2 separate regions of the Homo sapiens genome follow, and region 2 is linked to region 1. Evidence: read pairs that join two places in POLR2A ChIA-PET (ENCODE). Cell type or tissue: HCT116. All regions are shown on one strand. Each heading gives the region's core, and the rest is flanking DNA. Links, peaks and the distances in the headings are about the cores only. Region 1 overlaps LINC03048 (long intergenic non-protein coding RNA 3048). Region 2 has its middle 4.4 kb from the start of ACTG1.

Region 1 (2,901 bases), core at 218-2,717:
GTGATCCACCTGCCTCGGCCTCCCAAAGTACTAGGATTACAAGTGTGAGCCACCGTGCCCTGCCAAGACTGTTTTGATGTCAGAAAAAATACTGAATGCCACAATCTGGGCTCATGGTGTGTGGGCGGCTACACATCAGGGTTCAGCATGTATGTTGAGGGGTCTGCCTTGGCCCCTCTATTCCTGGGCCCAAGCAGATGGGGTAGCAGGTGGGGAGGGGTCTCAGTTGTCTGGGTGGGCTTTCTGGCCCACCCCACTCTCCCCCTCACCCAGGATGGGGCGTCCTGCTGGGTCAGGGAGTCTCAGGGCTCCCAGGCAGTCTGAACGCTGGAACTTGGGCATCACTGCACTGGGTCCCCTCCCCAGGGTGCAGCAGGCCCTACATCATAGGGCACACCCACCCTACCTCCCCTTCAATCCCACTCAGTCAGGCCAGGCCCTGCCCAGGCCCCTTGGGGCTGCAGTTTCTCAGGGAACAGCACTGCCCAGAGCGCCTCCCCTACGGCAGCCACTGCCCACCCCGCCCTAGGCATCCCTCTCTGCGGCCCCGCAGGGGCATGAGAGTGGCAGCATGGCGGCAGGCTCCCTGTGCAGTGTGCTTCCTGCCAGGGAACTCGTCAGCCTCCTGCTGGTGTCACACATCCCTGACCCTCCCTCAGGGTCCTCCCAGGTTTCCCAGGCCCGGGGCAGGGGGCAGAGCAGCAGGAGACAGGAGTGGTGATCCACCAGGCAAGGGGCTGGGCTGGTGAAGGCATCCTCTGGGATCCCTGGCCAGGCTGGGGCCAGGAATGGGAGAGGCTCGGGGGGATGCTGGGGCAGAGCCCAGGAGCTGGAGGGGAAGCAGGCGGGGAGAGAGCAGAGCCCCGCTGAAGGGAGCCACAGTGAGCCCTGGGCACAGGTGGGACAGGCCTCGAGTCCTCCTTGGCCAGGAGACTCCCAGGAAGGATGGCACGAAGGCAGGGGTGGGCCGCCAGGAGCCTGCGGAGCCCGTCCACATCTGCCAGGCACCGCCTGTACGACAGGCCAGCTCCCAGCGTGGTTGAGGTCCCAGGTCCCTCCGGCGCCCAGCAATGCCCGGGTCCCAGACAGGACAAGTTCCTGCCTCCCTCTTACCAGCAGGACCTGCCGGGCATCTGAGCTGCCTGGGGTGTCACAGGTGAGCCAGCAGTGGCGGGTGGGAAGTGACGTGTCATGGGTGAACAGCAGTGGAGGGTGGAGCTGTTGAGCCAGTCCTGGGCGGCGTATGGCTGGATAGGAGGTGTCCCAGGCCACACTTCGAAAAGGACAAATGGACTAGGTCGCTGCCCTGGACCCATAACATGCACCTGGCTGTGCCCCCCGCTCCCCCCACACCCCGCTCCCTACCCCTCCACCCCCTGCTCCCCCCCACTCCCCACACCCACACCCCTCCGCTCCCCCCCCGCCTCCCCTCACATCCTCCCCACTAGCCCCCATCCCCCTGGCTCCCCCCCCCGCTCCCCCCACCCCCACCGCTGCCTCCCATCCTCCCGCTCCACTCCCCCGCTCCCCCCACTCTCCCATCCCCCCCGCTCTCCCCCCACTCCCACTACTCCCCACCCCCACTCCCCACCCGCCCTGCCCCAGGCAAGCCTCAGGGGTGGTGGCTGTTGACTGCAGGAGCAGAGCCAGAACAGCTGGCGGAGACCAAACCTGGTCATCCTTCACAGGCTGTGTGGCCATGGGCAAGTCACTCTACCTCTCTGGGTCCCGGTCTCCACATTTTCAGAGTGAGGGCAGTTTCTCTGTGCCCTGAAAGTGGCTGGGAGTCTAGGCCAGGTGACAGCTCAGGGCAAGTTCTCAAGGGCCCCAGAAGCATCTGGGGTGCAGGGGAGGTTCCAGGATCCCCAGTTCCCACCTTTAAATGAGGTGACTCGAGACCCTCTGAGATGAAGGGACCCTGAACGTTGATCATTTTGACCTCCCATCTCTAGGAGCATGTCCAGAGTCTGCCATTCCTTCCAGAAAGGAAAAAGGAGAACTCACATCAAGATCTCCCTTGTTTAGCCAGGGAGGTGGGAGTGGGGCCGGGGGGCAGCCAGGAAACATGAGCACGTTCGTCATGGAGGGCAGGGGCTGCACGGGCGGCCAGGCAGTGTGAGCCCATGGTCAGCACCAGCGGCGAGCTGTCATCTCCCTGTGCCTCAGTTCCCTTCCCTGTAAAACAGAACTCTGCACCGCCCCCGACCCCATGCCAAGGTGCTGGGCAAAGCTGCAAAGGTGCTGGTGCCCGGCCACCCTCAGTCAAGGCGGCAAGAACCCCTCGGTGAGTGGACGTGGCCCCACAGGGATGTAGAGGATGAGGCAGAACCCAGGGCTCCCCGAGTTCCAAGTCCACGCTCCCCTGCACACGGGCCCACCGCCGCCCTTTCCAGAGAGAAAAAGAAATTTCTGTCTAAAGTCAGTCAGAACACCCCCAGACTCCACACTGGTGACGTCCGAATCCCCCCGGACACCGGTGTGGCCTCAGTCCTTCCTCCCAGCTGGTTCGCTCAGCTCTTGCTCCCTGCCAGCCCCCAGGTCCTGGTCCTTCTGCCACAGGCTAGCAGGCACCCCACAGCCCGATGGCGGCTCAGATGGAGACTGCGGTACTGGATATCCTGGGGGTAACATCACAGCCACACCCTCCGCCAGGCTGGGGACAGCTGCCCATGGGCCGGGCCAGGCCAGTGCTGGGATTATGTCTGGGGCCACCCAACAAAAGACCACAAATGGGGCAGCTGCAAACAACAGAAGTCTATTTTCTCCGAGTCCTGGTGGCCGGAACCAAAATCAAGCTATCGGCAGGACTGTCCTCTCTCTGCAGGCTGCAGGGGAGGTTCTTCCCGCCTCTTCTGGCATTTGGTGGCCCCAGGTGTCCCGTGGACGTGGCCGTGTCATTCC
Region 2 (2,901 bases), core at 294-2,793, 130 kb after region 1:
GGCAACAGAGCAAGACTCTGTCTCAAAAAAAAGTGTACAATTGGCTGGGTGCGGTGGCTCACGCCTGTAATCCCAGCACTTTAGGAGGCCAAGGAGGGTGGATCACCTGAGGTCAGGAGTTCAAGACCAGCCTGGCCAACGTATCGAAATTCTGTTTGTATTAAAAATACAAAAATCAGCTGGGTGTGGTGGCACACACCTATAATCCCAGCTACTTGAGAAGCTGAGGCAAGAGAATCGCTTGAACCCAGGAGGCAGATGCTGCAGTGAGCTGAGATTGCACCACTGCACTCCAGCCTGGATGACAGAGCCAGGATGGTCTTGTTCTCCTGACCTCGTGATCTGCCAGCCTCAGCCTCCCAAAGTGCTGGGATTACAGGTGTGAGCCACTGCTCCCAGCAGTTTTTTTTTTTGTTTTTTTTTTTTTGAGACAGGGTCTTGCTCTGTCATCCAGGCTGGAGTGCAGTGGCTCAATCACAGCTGACTGCAACCTCAATCTCCCCAGGTTCAAGTGATCCTCCCACCTCACCCTTCTGAGTAGCTGGGTTACTACAAGCGTGTGCCACCAGGACAGGCTAATTTTTTGTATCTTTTGTTGTGGGATTTTGCCATGTTGCCCAGGCTGGTTTTGGACTCCTGGGCTCAAGCGATCTGCCTGCCTAAGGCTCCCAAAGTGTTGGGATTACAGGTGTGAGCCATCATGCCCTCACTGTCACTATTTTCCTTTTTTTTTTTTTTTATTTTTTGTGGCCATCCTACTGGATGTGAAGTGATATCTCACTGTTATTTTGATTTGCACTTCCCTAATGATCCCCTGATGATGTTGAGTATCTTTTTCATCTCCCGGTTGGCCATGTGTATATCTGCTTGGGAGAAAATAAAGTCCTTTGCTCATTTTTAAATTGGGTTCTTTTTGTTGTTGATTTGTAGGCGTTCTTTACATATTGTGGATACTAGATCCTTATCAGACATAATTTTGTGGGGTTTGGGGTTTTTTTGTTTGTTTTTGAGATAGGGTCTCACTGTGTCACCCAGACTAGAGTGCAGTGGCTCAATCACAGCTCACTGCAGTCTCAAACCTCAAACTCCTATCAAGAGATCCTTTCTCCTCAGCCTCCTGAGTAGCTGGGACCACAGGCAGGCCACCACCATGCTCAGCTAATAAAAAAAAAATTGGGGCCAGGCATGCTGGCTCACACATGTAATCCCAGCACCTTGGGAGGCTGAGGCGGGCAGATCACGAGGTCAGGAGATTGAGACCATCCTGGCTAACACGGTGAAACCCCGTCTCTACTAAAAAATATGAAAAGATTAGCTAGGTGTGGTGGTGGGCACTTGTAGTACCAGCTGCTGGGGAGGCTGAGGCAGGAGAATGGCATGAACCCGGGAGGTGGAGCTTGCAGTGAGCTGAGATCACACCACTGCACTCCAGCCTAGGTGACAGAGCAAGACCCCATGTCAAAAAAAAAAAAAAAAAAATTGGCTGGGTGCGGTGGCTCACGTCTGTAATCCCAGCACTTTGGGAGGCCAAGGCAAGCAAATCACCTGCGGTTGGGAGTTCAAGATCAGCCCGAGCAACATGGAGAAACCCCGCCTCTACTAAAAATACAAAATTAGCTAGGTGTGGTGGCGCATGCCTGTAATCCCAGCTACTCGGGAGGCTGAGGCAAGACAATCGCTTGAACCCAGGAGGCGGAGGTTGTGGTGTGAGCCAAGATCACACCATTGGACTCCAGCTTGGGCAACAGAGGGAAACTGCGTTTCAAAAAAAAAAATTTGTAGAGACAAGGTCTTGCCAAGTTGCCCAGGGAACCTGCACTGGGCAGTTCCGGAAGAGCTGCAGCTTTCAACGCTTCGAGAGTGCGTGACTGTCCCTGGTCCCCATGCCCTGGCCAGTGCTCAGAACTACCCATCTCCTGATTTCTGCTCATCTGATAGCCACAAACTGGCATCTAATTTGTTTTAATGTGCATTTGCTGATGCCCAGTGTCCATGAGCATCTCACAGTTTGTCCTGTAAGTGCAATGCTTCACAGGACAAAGAGAATTTCTATCTTTTGCAGGTATCAGAGTCGCTGAGAAGAGTCATGCTGTGATGTGAGGTCACAGAACAAGGTAGGGTGGGAGCCTGGAGCTCAGTAAGCTCTCTGCAATTTATGTTTGCCTCCACCCCGACCCCCACCAAGCTTGAGCCTCCTCTCCCCCATCCCCATATGGGAGGGGGAGCTAGGAAGCACCACCACCTCTGCTTGAGTAAAATCTCTTCCAACAGCAGAACGATCCCTTGACCCGACTTAACATGAAATAGTTCCAAATCTCTTTTCAACTGGTAGAGATCTTCCTTCCCTGTCCCAACCTCCAAATGACTTCTGCAGCTGTAAGCAGTTCAGAGGAGCTATGCATTGGACTCCCAATCCCATCTACAGAGGCTCTCCCCTGGCACCTGCGGGGAGAAAAGCTGAAGTACAAAGGGCACTGGCTGAGCCTCTTACACCAGGTGAGGCCCTCGTTATTGGTAGATACTGAGTTCCAGGATTCAGTAACTAGCCAACTCCATGACTGCTGCGCTCTTTACACAAAGTAAAACTATCTCATATCACACGTCCACCTGAGGGCTGGGGGGAAACTAAGGCAGGCCCCTGCTGATTCAGGTGGTTATTTTATGCCAAATATTTACCCAAGATGTCAAGTCATCTAGTTTTTCCTAAATAATGGAAAAAGCCGTCTCAGGACTTCCCTCCCAGCCTGCTTATGATGTTGCTTCAGTTATCTCCAACACCCAAACCCACTAGGCTGCCTTGTTCTTGCACTTTCGATTTGGAAGAAATCGAACTGCTCAGTTTATTGTTAAGCCGTTTTCTCACCAGCCCACGAAGCCAAGCTGAGCAGCACCCACCGCCCC

Evidence for each region. Peaks named below come from ENCODE experiments on the same cell type or tissue, not always from the same donor. Only the 100,000 strongest peaks of a DNase experiment are listed, where the experiment ranks them.
Region 2: POLR2A ChIA-PET joins it to region 1 with 5 read pairs; 25 of 35 experiments call an interaction of 5 or more read pairs at or near these places.

The regions. Positions count from the first base shown.
Region 1 is chr17:81,378,609-81,381,509 of GRCh38, forward strand. It overlaps LINC03048 (long intergenic non-protein coding RNA 3048), which reads right to left. Exons shown (of 4, transcript NR_164137.1): 2 at 1,877-1,976; 3 at 1,114-1,273. Among named protein-coding and RNA genes, the nearest start is that of LINC03048, 5.3 kb to the right of the region's middle. RefSeq lists enhancers at 277-876, 877-1,476. In HCT116, for the core only: a CTCF peak has its summit at 1,165; a DNase peak (open chromatin) is centred at 1,193; H3K4me3 peaks cover 1,125 bases; H3K27ac peaks cover 1,070 bases.
Region 2 is chr17:81,506,989-81,509,889 of GRCh38, forward strand. No RefSeq gene overlaps it. Among named protein-coding and RNA genes, the nearest start is that of ACTG1, 4.4 kb to the right of the region's middle. In HCT116, for the core only: no CTCF peak of the experiment used is centred there; DNase peaks (open chromatin) are centred at 553, 933 and 1,843; H3K4me3 peaks cover 349 bases; H3K27ac peaks cover 1,195 bases.